Regions from separate parts of the Homo sapiens genome. Here all the other regions are linked to region 1. Evidence: read pairs that join two places in POLR2A ChIA-PET (ENCODE). Cell type or tissue: HepG2. All regions are shown on one strand. Each heading gives the region's core, and the rest is flanking DNA. Links, peaks and the distances in the headings are about the cores only.

The links. ChIA-PET counts read pairs that join two places held together with the same protein. Peaks named below come from ENCODE experiments on the same cell type or tissue, not always from the same donor. Only the 100,000 strongest peaks of a DNase experiment are listed, where the experiment ranks them.
Region 2: POLR2A ChIA-PET joins it to region 1 with 6 read pairs; 2 of 35 experiments call an interaction of 5 or more read pairs at or near these places.
Region 3: POLR2A ChIA-PET joins it to region 1 with 5 read pairs; 2 of 35 experiments call an interaction of 5 or more read pairs at or near these places.

What each region holds. Positions count from the first base shown.
Region 1 is chr11:71,944,544-71,950,883 of GRCh38, forward strand. The region is part of intron 1 of RNF121 (ring finger protein 121); the gene reads left to right. Among named protein-coding and RNA genes, the nearest start is that of RNF121, 19 kb to the left of the region's middle. RefSeq lists enhancers at 4,502-5,439, 5,440-6,340. In HepG2, for the core only: no CTCF peak of the experiment used is centred there; DNase peaks (open chromatin) are centred at 938, 3,168, 4,048 and 4,288; H3K4me3 peaks cover 1,001 bases.
Region 2 is chr11:71,885,777-71,892,116 of GRCh38, forward strand. The region is part of intron 5 of XNDC1N (XRCC1 N-terminal domain containing 1, N-terminal like); the gene reads right to left. All of the region lies in intron 6 of XNDC1N-ZNF705EP-ALG1L9P (XNDC1N-ZNF705EP-ALG1L9P readthrough), which reads right to left. Among named protein-coding and RNA genes, the nearest start is that of DEFB131B, 10 kb to the left of the region's middle. In HepG2, for the core only: no CTCF peak of the experiment used is centred there; DNase peaks (open chromatin) are centred at 2,705 and 3,085.
Region 3 is chr11:72,395,608-72,401,947 of GRCh38, forward strand. All of the region lies in intron 3 of CLPB (ClpB family mitochondrial disaggregase), which reads right to left. Among named protein-coding and RNA genes, the nearest start is that of CLPB, 36 kb to the right of the region's middle. In HepG2, for the core only: no CTCF peak of the experiment used is centred there; a DNase peak (open chromatin) is centred at 2,654; H3K4me3 peaks cover 574 bases.

The DNA.
Region 1 (6,340 bases), core at 462-5,461:
GAGCTGGGAGCAGAGGAAGGTAAAACTGGAAAGACAGCTAGGGGTCAGGTCATGGCCTTGTGTGGTCCCAAGAGCTCACTGTCCGTGCTCCTGTGGAGGGCATTGTGTAGTCTACTAAGGAGTTCTTACTTTCACAGGCAGCATTAGGACACCAGAAGATTTGAACTTGGGTGACACAGTGACTCGAGAAGTACATGAGGTTGAAGGACCTGGATTAAGTTTGTAGACTGAGTAATAGGAAGGAAGGAAAAGATAGTAGATATATTTCTTACCCCACTGATCTAGGCCTTCTGGTACTACCAGCCATGAACTTTGGTTTTCCCTTCTCCCTAAATCTTCCTTCAGTCCTAGCTGTATGCTGTGTTAAGTTTGGAAAGTATTTACTGCTGGCTATTAAAGATCAAGTAGGATTATGTTAGTATTTCTCTTACAAGGAAGAGTCACTTTTTTGTTGTTTTTTTTTTTGAGACAGGGTCTTCTGTCACCCAGGCTGGAGTGCAGTGGTGTGATCATGGCTCACTGCAGTCTGAACCTCCTGGGCTCAAGTGATCCTCCTGCCTCAGCCTCCTGAGTAGCTGGGACTACAGGTGTGTGCCACCACACTTGGCTAATTTTTAAATTTTTTGTAGAGATGGAGTCTTGCTATGTTACCCAGCTGGGTCTCCCAACTCCTGGCCTCAAGTGATCCTCCTGCCTCGGGCTCCCAAAGTGTTGAGATTACAGGCATGAGCCAACATGTCTGGCCAAGATTCACTTTTATTTATTTATTTTTAAGATTTTTAATTTTTTTCACATGGCCACTGTGCCAAAAGGAGTCACTTTTAAACTTAGTAGCCGTTGGCTGTATCAGATGGCTTTCCCAGTTCCTCTGGATTCTTCTGCAATATCATCCCCACTGTTTGTTCAAGAGAGAATTAAGAGAGAATTACTCAGTGTCTGAGTATTTCCCAAGCATTTGCTTTGTGTCTAGTTCTAAGTGTGAAGTGTGAAGGGGATGCTGAACAAGTAAGTCATTTATCCTTGTTTCCAAAGCAGTTAATATTATTTAACATCTGTCTGTCATTTATTGAACACATACAGTATACCAGATTATGAGCTAGTTCTCTGAAATACAAAGAAGAATACGACTCAAATGATCCTTTAACCATTTCAGATCCACTAGGATGGCTAAATGGGAAAAACTGTTTGCAAATCATATATTAATAAGGTATTTGTCTATAGAAGATATAAAGAGCTTTTACAACTCATCAATAATAAAAAAAATAACCTAGTAAAAAATGGGCAAAAGGCCAGGCCCAGTAGCTTACACCTGTAATCCCAGCACTTTGGGAGGCTGAGGAGGGTGGATCACTTGAACCCGGGAGTTCAAGACCAGCTTGGGCAACATAGAGAAACCCCATCTTCCCTGAAAATAAAAAATAGCCAGACATGGTGGCTCGTTTCTGTAGTCCCTGCTACTCGGGAGGCTGAGGTGGGAGTATCACTTGAGCCCAGGAGGTTGAGGCTGCAGTGAGTTATGTTTGTGCCACTGCACTCCAGCCTGGGTAACAGAGTAAGACTCTGCCTTAAAAAAGAAAAGAAAAGAAAAGAAAAGAAAAATCCGCACAGAAACTTATACACAAATATTGATAGGAACATTACTCATAATAGCCCCAAGTAGAAATAACCTAAATGTCTATCCTCTGATGAAAGGATAAATAAAATGTGTCTGCCTATGCAATGGAATATTATTTAGTAAGAAAAGGAGTGAACTCCTGATAAGTGCTATAACATGGGTGATGGGTGATCCTTGAAAACATTTTGATGAGTGAAAGAAGACAGTCACAAAAGATCACATACTCAATGAATGAATTTATTTATTTATTTTTGAGATAAGGTCTTGCCGTGTTGCCCAGGCTGGTCTGTAACTCCTGACTCACAGGATTTTCCCCTGTCACCCTCCACAGAGTAGCTGGGTTTACAGGCATATGCTGTCACATTCAGCTGCTGAATGAATTCATTTGTATGAAAGGTCCAGAAAAGGCAAATATATAGCAGTATAAAAGAAATTAATGGTTACCAGGGCTTGGGGATGGGAATGAGGAGTTAGTAAATGAGCATGAGGTTTTTTTTTTTTTTTTAGAGTGACGGAAATGATTTAAAATAAGATGGTTGCATCTTATTTTATTTATTATTATTATGTTTTTGGAGACAGAATCTCCCTCTGTTACCCAGGCTGGAGTGCAGTGGTGCAGTCTCAGCTCACTGCAGCCTCTGCCTCCCGGGTTCAAGTGGTTCTCCTGCTTCAGCCTCCTAAGTAGCTGGGATTACAGGTGCTCTGGCTCTTTTTTTTTTTTTTTTTTTTGAGACAGTATCGCTCTGTCACCCAGGCTGGAGTGCAGTTGCATGATCTCGGCTTGCTGCAACCTCCGCTTCCTGGGTTCCAGCAATTCTCCTGCCTCAGCCTCCCTAGTAGCTGGGATTACAGGCATGCGCCACCACACCTGGCTAACTTGTATTTTAAGTAGAGACGGGGTTTCACCATGTTGCCCATGTGGTCTCAACCTCCTGACCTCAGATGACCCGCCTGCCTGGCCTCCCAAAGTGTTAAGATTACAGGCTTGAGCCACTGTGCCTGGCTGGTTGCATCTTATTTTAAATATACTAACAATAATTGAATTTCTTACTTAAAATGGATGATATGGCTAGGCATGGTGGCTCACACCTGTAATCCGAGCACTTTGGGAGGCCAGCGCCGGAGGATCACTTGAGCCCAGAAGTTTGTAGAGACCTCATCTTTACAGAAAATAACAAAAATTACCCAGGCATGGTGGCATGTGCCTATAGTCCTAGCTACTCAGGAGGCTGAGGCAGGAGGATCCCTTGAGCCCAGAAGGTTGAGACTGCAGTGAGCTATGATCAAGCCACTGCGCTACAACCTGAGTGACAAAGACCTGTCTCAAAAAAAAAAAAGGAATTGGGCAGTGAAGGAGTGAAGGTGAGTAGAGAATTCTAGAGAGAAAAGACGGCAGCAGCCAAAGAAAGCACTGAGGGATGAAAGAGATAGATAGTTCAATGTGGCTGGAATGTAAGCCATTTGGTGGAGAGTGGTGAAATAAGGTCGCTGGTTGGGCCATATTATGAAGTCCTTTGTGTGTCCTACTAAGGAGTTTGAACTTTAACCCCAAGGCAATAGAAAGTCATCAAAGTTTGTCAAAGTAGTAGGATGATGCAATCAGGTGTGTGTCTAATAAAGATCACTGTGGCTGCTGCTGTGTCATGAATCTGTGCTGGCAAAGTTAGAGTCGGGGAGATCATTTTGGAGGCCACTCCAATTGTTAGAGAAAGAGCAAGGGATAAAGTCTGAACTAAGGCACTATGGCAATGAAAAACTCAAGGGAGATTTTATAGATGTTTAGATATGATCAGCACATGAACTGTATGGGCTGTAAAGGCCTTAGGAGTTCATAGAGGATAGTTCTGTTCTGAAAGATTCTGGAGGAGGTGACACCTAGATTGGATCTTTAAAGATGGGTAAAAAGTTTGAGTATATGGAAAGCTGCAGTGCATATAGGAAAGAGTGAGAGAGGAGGGCCAGAGAGGGAGGAAGCCAGACTGAAAAATAGGAATTTGATGGGATAGCAATTGAAGAACCAAAGAAGCAAACTTAGTTGCTCCCAAATTTGAAAAGTTTAATTTAAAAAGGTTTTTGGCCAGGTGCGGTGGCTCACGCCTGTAATCCCAGCACTTTGAGAGGCCGAGGCAGTTGGATAACTTGAGGTCAGAAGTTCGAGACCAGCCTTGTCAACGTGGTGAAACCCCATCTTTACTAAACGTACAAAAATTAGCCGGGCGTGGTGGCTGCACTTGTAGCCCCACCTACTTGGGAGGCTGAGGCATGAGAATCGCTTGAACCTGGAAGGTAGAGGTTGCAGTGACCTGAGATTGCGCCACTGCACTCCAGCCTGGGCAACAGAGTGAAACTGTCTCCAAAAAAAAAAAAAAAAAAAAAAAAAAGCTTATCAACTCAGCTGGCCAGGAGGTTGTGCTTTCTGATGAGGGGTGGGGGTAAAGGGCAGGCAGCAGCTGTAGCAGCTGTTAGAGCCAACATCTACTTTCACTTCACTGCCCAAAGTGTGCCACCCTTGTCAGGCTAACCATATCCAGTGTCTGCATGATCTCCAGCTGATTTATGACTTTGGTGGCCTGAAAGGTGAGGTTTCCACTTCAACTTATTAGCCTTGAATTCTTGGCAAAGCTGAGGAGTTGGGGAAGAATGTGAATGAGAGGAGAATGGGGAGCTACAAATGTGGTAGCCTGTGAACCTTTGGACTTCACTTGTTATCTTAATCACGCAGAATACCACAGTATCTGAACCCCACCAGATAGAGACAGTTAGCCTGGTTGTGCTGAACCTACCAGGTTTCATGAGCTAGCTAATCTGTCTTTTTCTCTGGGGCTTACACAGCATTTTGTGTATATGTCAAAGGTTATCCTTATCATATTATTTTATATTTAATAGTCTGTCTCTCCCTACTTCTTGGACTGTGAATACATCAAGGGCAAAGGTTGGGCTTATTCCTCTTTAATGTTTTGTGAAAGAATGAAGTCTTGGCTGGGCATGGTGGTTCACGCCTGTAATCCTAGCACTTTGGCAGGCTGGGGTGAGCGGGTCACTTGAGCCCAGAAGTTCAAGAGCAGCCAGGACAACATGTGGAGACCCCTTATCTACAAAAAATTTAAGAATTAGCTGGGTGTGGTGGCACGTGCCTATAGTCCCAGCTACTCAGGAAACTGAGGTGGGAGGATTGCTTAGGCCTGGAAAGTCGACACTGCAGTGATCTGTGATTGCACTACGGCACTCCAGCTTGGGCGACAGAGTGAGACCCTGTCTCAAAAAAACAAAAACAGGCCAGGCATGGTGGCTAATGCCCGTAATCCCAACACTTTGGGAGGCCCAGGCAGGCAGATCACTTGAGGTCAGGAGTTCAAGACCAACCTGGCCAACATGGTGAAAACCCCATCTGTACTAAAACTACAAAAATTAGCTGGGTGTGGTGGTGCGTGTCTATAATCCCAGCTACTTGGGAGGCTAAGGCAGAAGAATCGCTTGAACCCAGGAGACCAAGGTTGTGCCACTGCACTCCAACCTAGGTGACAGAGTAAGACTCCATCTCAAAACACATGCACACGGCCGGGCACGGTGGCTCACACCTGTAATCCCAGCACTTTGGGAGGCTGAGGTGGGTGGATCACGAGGTCAGGAGTCCAAGACCACCCTGGCTAAGATGGTGAAACCCTGTCTCTACTGAAAAAAAAAATACAAAACATTAGCTGGGCGTGGTGGCACGTACCTGTAATCCCAACTACTCTGGAGGCTGAGGCAGAGAATTGCTTAAACCTGGGAGGCAGACGTTGCAGTGAGCCAAGATTGCGCCAGTGCACTCCAGTCTGGGCGACAGAGCAAGACTCCATCTCAAAAACAAAACAGAACACACACACACACACACAAAACTCGCACAAAAAACCCAAAAACAAACAAAAAATATAAAAAAAAGAATTCTCTAGCTGTATAGTTGATCAGTTGTTAGTATGAAAGGATCAGCTGAATTGTCTGAAATGCTAGGTTGCTCAGCCAAAGAGGTGAAGGATTGGGTTTCAGAGTTTAGGGCCCTTTACAGTTAGCAGATACTTGAAGCCAGGGTGGGAGGCCATCCTCTGAGTGATAGATATTTTTGATGTATGCATATGGTAGTCCCTTGGTAGATTTTTATTGATATAGCCAGGCACGGTGGCTCACGCCTGTAATCCCAGCACTTTGGAAGGCCGAGGTTAGTGGATCACTTATGTCAGGAGTTTGAGACTGGCCTGGCCAACATGATGAAACCCTGTCTCTACTAAAAATACAAAAATTAGCCAGGCGTGATGGCTTGCACCTGTAATCCCAGCTACTGGGGAGGCTGAGGCAGGAGAATCGCTTGAACCCAGGAGGTGGAGGTTGCAGTGAACCGAGATCATGCCATCGCACTCCAGTCTGGGCGACACGACAGAGCAAGACTCTGTCTTAAAAAAAAAAAATTGTTGATATGATTTGGTAGCATCCAGTTATACCTCACCACACTAAAGGCATCTTACTTTTTTTTTGTTTGAGGCGGAGTCTTGCTCTGTCTCCCAGGCTGGAGTGCAGTGGCGCGGTCTTGGCTCACTGCAAGCTCCGCCCCCTGGGTTCACACCATTCCCCTGCCTCAGCCTCCCCAGTAGCTGGGACTACAGGCAGCATCTTAACTTTTAATTCTGTGGTAACTAGGGAAACTATAGCAGTTTTGAAGGCCAGAGTATTATAGCTCACTCCAGAACTTTG
Region 2 (6,340 bases), core at 602-5,601, 59 kb before region 1:
TTAATATTAATATTAATTCTTAGGAGCTAATATTACTGTTTTCTAATGAATAAGATCAATATCAGTTATTAATATCAGGCATCATTAATCATTAATATTAATCATGTATTGTTACCATTAGTATAACTATTTAATATTAATTATCATTATTATCGGTATTGATTTTTAAAAATATTATGGGTTATTAATATTGATAATTATTAGTGTCAATTAATAATTGAGATTATTAATTGCGGTAAGTCGCATTGCGCCATTCCACTCCTCCCTCGGCAGCTCGTTTACGACCCAAAAGGGGACACAAATGCCCCTGAGAGAGCAGCCGTAGACTGGGATAGATGAGGATGGTCACGTGGTGGAGAGGCGTGTTTTTGGGTACCAGCCCTTCACCTGCGTCAATCTTCTCAACTGAAAAAACAATACACCGTCCTATACCGAAAAGCCACAAGCCCTAATTGATTTGCTCCAAACTGTTATCCAGACCCACAACCCCACCTGGGCTGATTGGCACCAGTTGCTCATGTTCCTCTTTAACAGCGAAGAAAGGCGGAGAGTCCTCAAGCAGCAACTAAGTGGCTAGAGGAACATGCACCAGCTGATTATCAAAACCCCCAAGAGTATGGAAGGACCCAGTTGCCAGGAACAGACCCCCAGTTGGACCCACATGAAAGAGAGGATATGCAAAGGCTAAACCGAGACAGGGAAGCTCTCTTGGAAGGATTAATGAGGGGAGCTCAGAAGGCCACAAACGTTAACAAGCTCTCTGAGGACATTCAGGGTAAAGAAGAAAGTCCAACACAATTCTACGAGAGACTGTGGGAGGCCTATCGTATGTATACTCCCTTTGATCCTGATAGCCCTGAAAATCAGCGCATGATTCCCATGGCTTTAGTCCGTCAAAGCGCAGAAGACATGAGAAGAAAACTGCAGAAACAGGCTGGGCTTGCAGGGATGAATCCATCCCAATTACTAGAAATAGCTAGCCAGGTGTTTGTAAACAGGGATGCAGTAAGCCGTAAGGAAAACGGCAAAGAGAATGGAGGTCAGGCCCGGCGATATGCCGACCTGTTTGTCAGCTGCAGCAATCAGAGGGGCCCCCACAAAGAGGCAAGGGAAGGGAGGCCCTGGGAAAGAAACTCAGCTTGGCTGTCAGAGTTTGCAGCATAACCAGTGTGCTGATTGTAAAGAAATAGGACAGTGGAAGAACAAATGCCCTCAGCTCAAAAGAAAACAAGGTGACTCAGAGCAGGAGGCCCCGGACAAGGAGGAAGGGGCCCTGCTCAACCTGGCAGAAGGGTTCTTGAACTGAGGGAGACAAGACTCAAGCGTCCCCATTGAGCCTCTGGTCACAATGACAGTCGGGGGTGGAGACATTGACTTTCTTGTAGATAGCGGTGCTGAACATTCGCTAGTAACCGCCCCGGTCGCCCGGTTATCCAAAAAGACTATTGACGTCATCGGAGCCACGGGGGTTTCAGCAAAGCAAGCTTTCTGCTTGCCTTGCACTTGTACTGTAGGAGGATATAAAGTCATTCATCAGTTTTGGTACATGCCTGACTGTCCCTTGACCTTTTCGGGAAGGGACTTGCTCAGCAAGCTGAGAGCCACTATCTCTTTGACAGAGCACGGCTCTTTGCTGCTAAAGTTACCAGGAACGGGAGTCATTATGACACTTGTGGTCCCCCGAGAGGAGGAAAGGAGACTTTTCTGAACTGAGCCAGGCCAAGAGAGAAGACCAGCTCTGGCTAAGCGGTGGCCAAGAGTATGGGCAGAAGACAACCCTCCAGGATTGGCCAGTTAAGACTGGGGCCCTGCCAGTGAGGCAAAAACAGGGGCCGGTCCCCAGAGAAGCCCTTCAAGGTATCCAGGTCCATCTCAAGCACCTAAGAACTTTTGGAATTATTGTTCCTTGTCGGTCTCCATGGAACACTCCCCTCCTGTCTGTTCCCAAGTCACGGACCAAGAACTACCAGCCGGTACAGGATTTGCGCTTGCTTCATCAAGCTAAACTGACTTTCCATCCAACAGTACCTAACCCGTCCACATTGTTGGGGTTCCCGCCAGCTGAGGACAGCTGGTTCACCTGCTTGGACCTGAAAGATGCTTTCTTTCCTATCAGATTAGCCCCTGAGAGGCAGAAGCTGTTTGCCTTTCAGTGGGAAGATCCGGAGTCAGGTGTCACTACTCAGTACACTTGGACCGGGCTTCCCCAAGGGGTCAAGAACTCCCCCACCATCTTCGGGGAGGCGTGGGCTCGAGACCTCCAGAAGTTTCCCAGCAGAGACCTAGGCTGCGTGTTGCTCTAGTAGGTTGATGACCTTCTGCTGGGACACCCCACGGCAGTTGGGTGTGCCAAGGGAACAGATGCCCTACACCGGCACCTGGAGGACTGTGGATAGAAGTGTCCAAGAGGAAAGCTCAGATCTGCTGACAGAAGGTATGTTACTTGGGATTGACTATCCGACAGGGGTGGGAAGGCAGCCCGGGATCAGAAAGAAAGCAGGTCATTTGCCATCTAGCGGAGCCTAAGAGCTGAAGGCAGGTGAGAGAATTCTTAGGAGCTGTGGGGTTTTGTAGACTATGGATCCCAAACTTTGCAGTATTAGCCAAGCCTTTGTATGCGGTCACCAAGGGGGCGGGGACCGGGAAACTTTGGAATGCGGATGCCAACAACAGCAAGGCTTTCATGAGTTAAAGGAAAACCTCTGGCAGCCCCAGCCCTGGGGCTACCCGATCTAACAAAGCCTTTTCCATTATATGCATCAGAGAGAGAAAAGATGGCAGCTGGACTTTGAACCCAGACTGTGGGGCCCAGGCCGAGGCTGGGGGCCTACCTCTCTCAACAACTAGACGGGGTTTCTAAAGGATGGCCCCCCTGTTGGAGGGCCTTGGCAGCAACTGCCCTGCTAGTACAAGAAGCAAATAAGCTGACTCTTGGGCAAAAACTGAACATTAAGGCCTCCCGTGCTGTCGTGACTTTAATGAATACTAAAGGACATCATTGGCTAACGAATGCCACACTCACCGACTACCAGACTTTGCTCTGTGAAAATCCCCGTATAACCATTGAAGTTTGTAACACCCTCCACCCCGCCACCTTGCTCCCGGTATCAAAGAGCCCTGTCAAGCCTGGTTGTGTAGAAGTGTTGGACTCAATTGACTCTAGCAGACCTGACCTCTGGGACCAGCCTTGGGCATCAGTAGACTGGGAACTATACTTGGATGGGAGCAGCTTCTTCAACCCCCAAGGAGAGGTGGAGGGTATGCAGGGGTAACCCTGGACACTGTTGTTGAAGCCACATCATTGCCCCAGGCCACTTCAGCCTAGAAAGCTGAACTCATTGCTTTCATTCGGGCCTTAGAACTCAGTGAGGGTGAGACTGTCAACATTTACACTGATTCTAGGTATGTCTTTTCAACCCTTCAAGTTCATGGAGCGTGATAGAAAGAAAAGGGCCTATTGAATTCTAGGGAAGAGACAGAAAATATCAACAAGAAATCTTGCAATGATTAGAAGCAGTATGGAAACCCCACAAGGTGGCAGTTATGCATTGCAGGGGACACCAGCGAGCTTCCACCTGGCTGGGTTTGCGGAATTCCCGCGCTGACTCAGAGGCTCGAAAAGCAGCATCTTCCCCCTTCTGGGCATCAGGGCTCCCTCAAGCACCTGATCTGGGACCTACTTCTTCTAACGAAGAAAAGGACTTTCTCCAGGTAGAGGGAAGGACAAGTGATGGAGGAAGGATGGATTCGGTTAGCAGATGGGAGAGTAGCTGTGCCACAGCTGCTAGGAGCTGCAGTTGTACTGGCTGTGCAAGAAACCACCCATCGAGGTCAGGAGTCACTGGAAAAGTTGTTAGGCCGGTATTTCTACATCTCGCCTTTGTCTGCCCTGGCCAAAACGGTGAGGCAGCCATGTGTTACCTGCCGACAGCATGATATGAGGCAAGGTCTAGCTGTTCTGCCCGGCATAAGAGCTTCTGGAGCAGCCCCCTTTGAAGGTCTCCAAGTGGACTTCACAGAGATGTCAAAATGTGGAGGTAACAAGTATGTAGTAGTTCTTGGGCATACCTACTCTGGGTGGGAGGAGGCCTATCAAACACGAACAGAGAAATCTCGTGAAGTAACCCCTGTGCTTCTTCGTGATCTGATTCCTAGATTTCGACGGCCTTTAGGGATCGGCTCAGACAACGGGCCTGCGTTTTTGGTTGCCTTGGTACAGAAGACGGCAAAGGTATTGGGGATCACACGGAAACTGCATGCAGCCTCCCGGCCTCAGAGTTCCGGAAAGGTGGAGTGGATGAATCGGACTATCAAAAATAGTACTATTGTTTTCCCCTCTGGATATTTAAAACAACACCACAAGGGGCATCAAACCACCTGCTAAATTTGAGGGAATGTTATCCTCTCCCCTCCTCCCCCGGCCCCGGATATTAGAGACAATAACACAGGGTTGATGTACACCCACTGCTTTATTGGGAGTAATATCATCCTCTCCCTTCTTGGATATTAGGAACAATATCACATTGTGCGTGTACGCCTGTCGCGAAATTCAATGGAATGTCATCCTGCGCCTCCCTGGATATGACGAACAATATCACGGGGGATGTATAACTTCTGAGATATTGGGAGTGATATCATCCTCTCCCTTCTGGAACTTAGGGACAATATCTCAGGGATAGTGTACACCTTCTGGGATATTGGGATATCATCCTCCCGCCCACTGGATACTAAAAACCATATCACAAGGGGCGTGTACACACACTTTGATATTGGTATGAATACTATCCTCTCCCTCTTTGGATATTCGGTGCCATATTTCAGGTGGGGTATACACCACCTGCAATATTGGCAATAATATGATTTTCTCTCCCCCTGGATATCAGAAACAATATCACAGGGGGTTGTGAACAACCCCTGCGATATTTGGAGGAATATCATCGTCTCCCCTCATGATTATTAAGAACAATATCGTAGGGGTGGGGGATGTACACCCCCTTTCATATTTGATATCATCCTCTTCCCCCCTGGATATTAGGAACAATATCAGGAAGGGATGTACAGACCCTGCGACCTTTGCTGTCATAGAATTCTCTCTCCCCTAGATATTAGGAAAAAATGTCACTGGGGATGTGAACATCCCTGCGATATTGAGAGTAGTATCATCCTCTCCCCCCTTGCATATTGGGAACAACATCACAGGAGGGGTGTACTGCCTCTGTGATGTTGGGAGTGAAATTTTCCTCTCTTCCCCTGGACATTAGGAAGGGTATCAGGGGGAAGGTGTACATTCCCTGTGATATTCAACGTAACCTTATCCTCTCCCTCCCAGGGTATTCAGAACAATATTACAGGAGGGGTGTACACCCTCTGCGATATTGAAAATGATATCATACTCTTTCACTCTGGATGTTAGGAACAATATCACAGGGTGGTGTACCCCCCCTGCGATATTGGGAGTCATATCATCCTCTCTCCCTGTGGATATTAGGAAGAGGATCACAGGGCTGTGGAAACCCCCTGCGGTCCTGGGAGTAATATCATCCTCTCTCCCTCTGAAAATAGGAAGATTTTCACAGGGGTGTGTTCACCCCCTGCGATATTGGGAGTAAGATCATCCTCTCCACCCAGGAAATGACTAACAAGGTCATGGGGATGTGTACTCCGCCTGCGATTTTGGGAGTAATGTCATCCTCCCCAAACCTGGATGTTAGCAACCAGATCACAAAGGGGTTGTACACACCCTGCGACATTGGATGTAATATGATCCTCTCCCGACCTGGATACAGAGAAAGATACCACACCGCGGGTATACGTTTCCTACACTGTTGACAGCAATATCATTCTTTTCCTTTCTGGATATTAGGAAGAATATCACAGGGGTGCTGTACAATTACTTCGATATTGGGAGTAATATCATCCTCTATTTTCCTGGACATTGGGCACAAAAACAAAAAAGGGTGTACAACCCCTGCGATATTGGGAGTAATAGCATACTCTCCTTCCCTGGATGTTAGAAAACAATATCATCGGGGCTGAACACCCCCCACGATGACGGGAGTCATGGTTACTCTTTCACAGGCCATTTGGAACAATATCACAGGGGGTGTTTACAAACAGGGGTGGTGTACACCCCCTGTGATATTGGGAGTAACATCATTCTCTCCACCTCCGGATATTAAGAACAATATCCCGGCGGGAGGTGGTACACCCCCAGTGATATTGCGAATAATGTCATCCTCTCCTTCCCTGGATATTAGGAACAATATCACAGGGGGGTGTACAACTTCTGTGATATTGGAAGCAATATCATCCTCTCCCCCGCTGGATATTAGAAAAAAAT
Region 3 (6,340 bases), core at 657-5,656, 450 kb after region 1:
CTGCCATCATCATTACTACAGTCAGGAGATCACACAGCACAAAGCCCAGCCTCCTTGGGCAGAAGGTAGCCCTACTCTACAGCACGAAGCCAGACCAAGAATAGGTTAGAAGACGGAAAAGGCTCTGTGCCCCTAAGGCAGGACCGACTTCCATGTGGTTGGTCAGGTTCCCTAAGGACCTACTTTCAAGCACAGGTACACTGGTACTCTACCTGCTCCACGTATAGCTAGCCAGGAAGGAAGCAGAGCCTCCCAGGGAGGCTGCCAGTAGTCTAGCTGCAAGATTAGCATCTGCTCTTCGCTCTAAGAACACCCATGGAGCTGTTGGGGTCCACAAAGGAAGGCCTTTAAAACCTCTTCTGTAGGACAGCAATCTGGCTTAGGCTATCGGTTTTTTAAAGAAAGGGTTTAATGCACCCTCTCCCCTTAGTAAGGCAGAGGGAAAATAAGCAAATGCTAAAAATAAATGACTGCTGTGAGAGGGAATTGAATGGTCTTCAGCCAAGGATGGCAGCACTTTAAAATTAACAAAGCCCGGGTACCACATCCAGGAAGGCCTTGGCAAATGCGTGTTATCCACTCATTAGCTCAGTTCCTCGGGGACCCTGGCCAAGCAGGGAAGGCAGTGCCGGGAACCAGTCCTTCCGACACTGATGAAATGCACTCGGGGAGAAAAGGCAGAAGGAGGGAGGGAGACTCTTGTGGGGAATTTCAAACAGTTCTGATGTGCTTCATGCTCTGCCTTGCAGTTCTCACCTTCTCCGAGGCAAAGGCTTGCAAAAGCCACCACCAAGCCCAAGCAGGATGAAATCAAAATCTCCCCACACCAGCCTCCCTTTTCAGGATCTTTGGTTCCTGAAGCACCACAACGGCCTCACTATATAGGTGGTGTCCCTGCATGAGAGTCCAGAGATAAGGAACCCAAGAATAGTGTGGGAGAGGCAAGCTCCCAGTCTGTAACCTCAACTTTCTCCTTGCTGGAATGAAGAATCATATACTTTATGAATTTATACAAGTCCACTGTACACTACTCATAAAGTGAATTTATCACTATTCATCAGTAATTATACTTCATTACATCACTGATAGTATGAATTGACAAATCTTCATTCCCTACTAAAAATCAGAATGCATATCACTCTAATGTGAGATATCATCAACAATAAGAATTCAAAACATTCCAGGTGACCATTAACAATATGAATTAATTTTGATACTACTAATACAAATTCTCAGTATGCCACTGGTCACAATTAATAATGAAAATTAGAGAGGGATGACAGCTTTTTAAAAAGTGTTTAAAGTCAGTTTACTGAAGTATCACATTTACACAGAGTAAAATTCATCCTTTTTAAGATATATAATTTAATGAATTTTGATAATTATATACATTCATGTAACCAGCATGATAATCAGGATACAGAATATTTCTCCATCATCCCAAAAAGTTCCTTTATATTCTCTTCCCATTCCCAAACACTGGCAACCACCAATCTGATTTCTGCCCCTAAAGTTCTGTCTTCTCCAGAATGTCATATACATGGAATTACAGAGCAGGTAGCTTTTTGTGTTGGTTTTAGCTTAGCATGGTGCTTTTGTTGTTGTCATTGTTTGTTTGGCTGTTTTTACCGTATGGATATACCACAATTTGTTGGTCCATTCACCAGTTGATGGACATTGCATTATATCCAGTTTTTGGTGGTCATGAATAAAGCTGCTATAAATATTTACATACAGGTATTTTTGCAGACGTACATTTTTATTTCTCTTAGACAAATACCTAGGAGTTGCTATTGCTCTGTGGTATGGTAAATGTATACTTTACCTTTATAAGAAACTGCCAAAGTGTTTTCCAATGTGGCTATACCATTATGCATTCCTATCAGTGATGTATCAATATTGTTCTGTATCCTTGTCAGCCCTTAGTATTGTCAGTTTTCCTAAATTTTAGCTACTGTAGCAGGTATGTAGTGGTATCTCATTGTGACTTGAATTTGCACTGAGTATGTTTTCATGTGCTTATTTGCCACCCATCTCTTTTTCGATGAAGCATCTGCTAAAATATTTTGCCCATTTAAAAAAATTAGATTTTTTTTATTATTGATTTGTAAGACTTCTTTATATGTTCTGGGTACTACTGCTTTATAAGATACATGTTTTTACAGCTCCTTTTTTATGAATTAGAAATTATAAGAATCTAAGTCTTACAATTTTTCTTCTAAACCACTATCCTCTGCACATATACTCTAATTAAGGGACTAGGAACAACTTAAACTTCTAATTTACAAACATCTTAGTGCTGCTGGAACAGAGGGCCAAGAAGTACTTAAACCGTGCTAAAACTCATGAGACTATTTTTATCTCCATTGCAAGCACCTAACAATACCAGAGCTTTAAGGAAAGCTACATCTGGAGAAATGACTGTCCTATGAACAGCTTTTGGCCCCCCAGGCTCTGCACCTCCCAAAGCCCTGTTCTGGTCCACCAGACTTCTGGAATGGTCAACAGTCGTCACACTCCATTGCTGGCCATTGTTCACTGGGAAAGGTAGGAGGCTCCCAATCCATCCCTCAGTGGAAGAGCAAATAGTGGGGCCTGTGGCTGCTTGGACATCAAAGTTGAGCAAACAGGCCTGGCAGGCCCTGCCTCTCCGCCTACACATCCTGCAAATGCCATCTGAAGGAGCTTCCCCAAGGGGGTCATGACTTTCAGCCTGTCATAGAACACATCAAAGTTTGCACCACACACGAACTGGGTGCATGGGTTCGAATCAAGTCGCCCGAGAGCGGATACTCAGCCATTGTGTCCAGTTTTAATCCTGTGTTTTCCCAAGTAATTAAGCCTTCTTGCTTATGAACTTGTGACTAAGTAAAGCATCACCGAGAGGTTGTAACATCAAAGTGCCTTCCACCGTCTGTCCGTGTTTGGTAAAATTGGATTTCTTTTCCTTCTTAAAGAAAAACTAATTGAATTTAGCTGAAGGCTGTGTATATTTGCACAAGCCGGTGAAGGCTACGCTAAGTCACAGTGATCATTCTGGGACCCTGTGGCTTAGCCTTTAGCTGGACTGGGTCAGAGTGCAATATAGAATGAGACACCCAGACTCAGGCTAAACAAGTGCCTTGTGGCATGAGGCTTATAGAGGGCTAACTGTGGAGAAGGGGCCAGACCCCAATGACTGTTCCTTGAGTCAATACTATACCCAAGCTGTTACTAGGGCTGGCAAAAGGATTGTCCTAGTAGAATGTTGGTAAAGCTTTGGCAGCACGGCTACTGAAGACAATGGCCATCACATTACTCAAGTCCTGGATGTCGGCAGTCCAAGTAAGCTTCTTAAGGCAAAAGCTGTGACTGCTTATTCTCTGAATCCCTGATAGCCTAGCACATTAGCACCTGACACCACAGAGTTTTTAAATATGTTTGCTGAATATACATAATGATAATATATATTTTATATATATAAAACCATAAATATATATAATACATAAAGATATAACTCTCTGTATCCCTTTTTTGCCCTATCAGGAAACTTCAATCTAAATTAATACTCAATTTCCCTAATTACTTAATTTACAGTAAATACAGCATGGTCCCATTCATGTTAAATTTGTACATAAACATATATATAACAATCAATTTCCAGATAAAGGGAATTCAGGTGACTACTATTTTATGTATGATTTTTACAAAAACAATAAATCTATTTTCAGAAAAGAGAATCTCTGGTTCAATCTTTATACAATTATCTTTCCTTTAACCAATATGATTTCTGATCTTGATCCAGTTTTCCCTCTCCTGTGTATATTTATATTTGTATTTTAAGTCACTTCAAACTCTTTTTGGAAATAAAAGGAGAAAATAAATTATAAATTAAATTATTGTGCATATTTTTAAAGTGTAGTTCTATAGCACTGTTATTTCCTATTCAAAACCAAATAAAATGTACATACAGACCTAGAAATTCATAAGACATTAAGCTCCTTAAGGACAGAGACTATTGTATTCTATATCCCTAAAGACTTAACATATTATTAAGCAGCATCAGGGTGAAATGATTGGGCTACTCCGAGGATCTCTCTCTTGAGCTTGTGGCTGCCTACATCCTAAAGGAGGTGAAGGAGGTGAAGGTTCTCTGCTTTCAGCCTTGAATCAAGGGTGCTCCCCCTCTATCTTCCCTTCATCGAAATCTAATTCAAAGGTGGTAGCATTTCAGGCCTGACCAATATGATTCTGGAAGGATTTGGAGATTGATTATATGAAAATCAGTATATTTCTAATAAGGAAAAACTTATTGGCAGATTGTGCTGGTATGGATATGCTAATCCTCCAAGACTACTCACAGGGCACCTTAACAATGAGGCCTACTCACCCTGACCAATGTACTCCTGGTACTCCCTTTTTAACAAGTTCTACTTTTCCTTTTTCCCACGGCACTTATCTTCTAATATATTAAATAGTTTACGCATCCATTATACTCATTGTTTATTGTCTATCCACATCTTTCTCTACCAAAGGACCACAACTAATACAGAAATAAGCTCTATGTGGGCAGGGATCTTTGTTTTTCATCAACATTATTTCAAGTACATAGAACAGTACCTGGCAAACAGTAGGGGCCAAAAAAAAATTCTGCGATATGAATACATAAATCCAACCCAAGAGTGTGCTATTTTCAGTAAAAATCTGTCCTCCCTGGATAGTGGAAGAGAAGGTCACAAAATGGATAATTAGTCCTAGGAACCAAAGCAAGTAAATATAAGCCAACACTCTCACTTTGCTCAACAAGCATCACTGATTTGCTAACAGCTCTGGATAAAGACAGAGCAATCAGTTAAGCCAACAACTCATTAGATTCAAAGAGATGTGTCCCCAAAAGCATATCTACTAGCCATCTGATCACTAATTGACAGTATTTTTAAGCATCGTGTTGTTTCCTATTCAGTCTCAACCTTGAAAATACTACACACAGAAGGGAACACACCTCTCCACCTCTCCTTCTTTAGCACCACTGGCTATTTCTTGCAGAGGGAAACAGCTACAAGCTGGGGGAAAAGACTGGTGCATGTGGTGAAGTACCAGCGGTGTAGAATAACACATGTGTTTGTGTACAGAGATCTAATGGGGGCATCAGGGACTAACAACCCACCTTTATAACCTGTAGCACATACATTACCTTATTTGATTCTCCAAAGAATATGGTGAGGATCTACTATGCTGCCACATTGAGTCCCCTCACACCCTTTGCTTCGAGGGTATCCCATACATACTGCTCTGAAATCACTGATCATACTATACTATGTCTCCTTACCTGCATTTGTTTTCCCCATTAGACTGCAAACTCCCCAAGGTCTCGGATTCTGCAAACACTAGCACAGGGCCTGGCTCAAGGCAGATATTTACCTAATGTTCATAGAAATAATTAATTTCTGATGAAGAAACAGGCTGTCCATGGAGTTCTGAAATTCAGTTAAGGCTTGGAACCAGGACTGGACTCTAGGTCTCTCAACTACGAAGCCTATTTATATCAATTTTGCTTTTAAAGAATAGGTGCGCCAGACATGGTGGCTCACGCCTGTAATCCCAGCACTTTGGGAGGCCAAGGCGGGTGGATCACAAGGTCAGGAGATCGATACCATTCTGGCCAACATGGTGAAACCCCATCTCTACTAAAAATACAAAAAAAATTAGCTGGGTGTGGTGGTGTGCGCCTGTAGTCCCAGCTACTCGGGAGGCTGAGGCAGTGGAATTGCTTGAACCTGGGAGGTGGAGGGTTGCAGTGATCCAAGATCGCGCCACTGCACTCCAGCCTGGCAACAGAGTGAGACTCCGTCTCAAAAAAATAAATAAATAAATAGTAAAAGAAAAAAGAAAAAAGAATAGGTGCTTGGAGCTAAAGAGAGCAAATCAGGAAACCGAGTGACTAAGAACAAGTCCACAACAAAGGAGCAGAGAAGAGAGACCTATCTCATGTACAGCTAAGTCTCTCAGTCAGTCTGAGGCAGTACCACCTCTAGATTATAAAATCCCAGTTACATTTGTTCTTTCACATTTATAATCCTTTCACAGGTGGCCAGTACACCTTAAACACCTACTTGCAGAAAGAACTGAAATTGGTACCTCCAACTATCAATTTCAATGGCTGTTACTAAAGTGCCCACTCTGCTTTCTTTGAAAGTATCCCTTTTTGCTCTTAATTCTTTCGCACAATCATAGCTAGAGCAAATGTGTACTTCATCCCAGCACTTCCAGAATTATACAGACTCCAAGGCAGAAATCAGAACAGACTGAAATGGAAAGGCAGCATCAGCACTAGGCTGGTATCTGGCATCGGGAGGTAGCA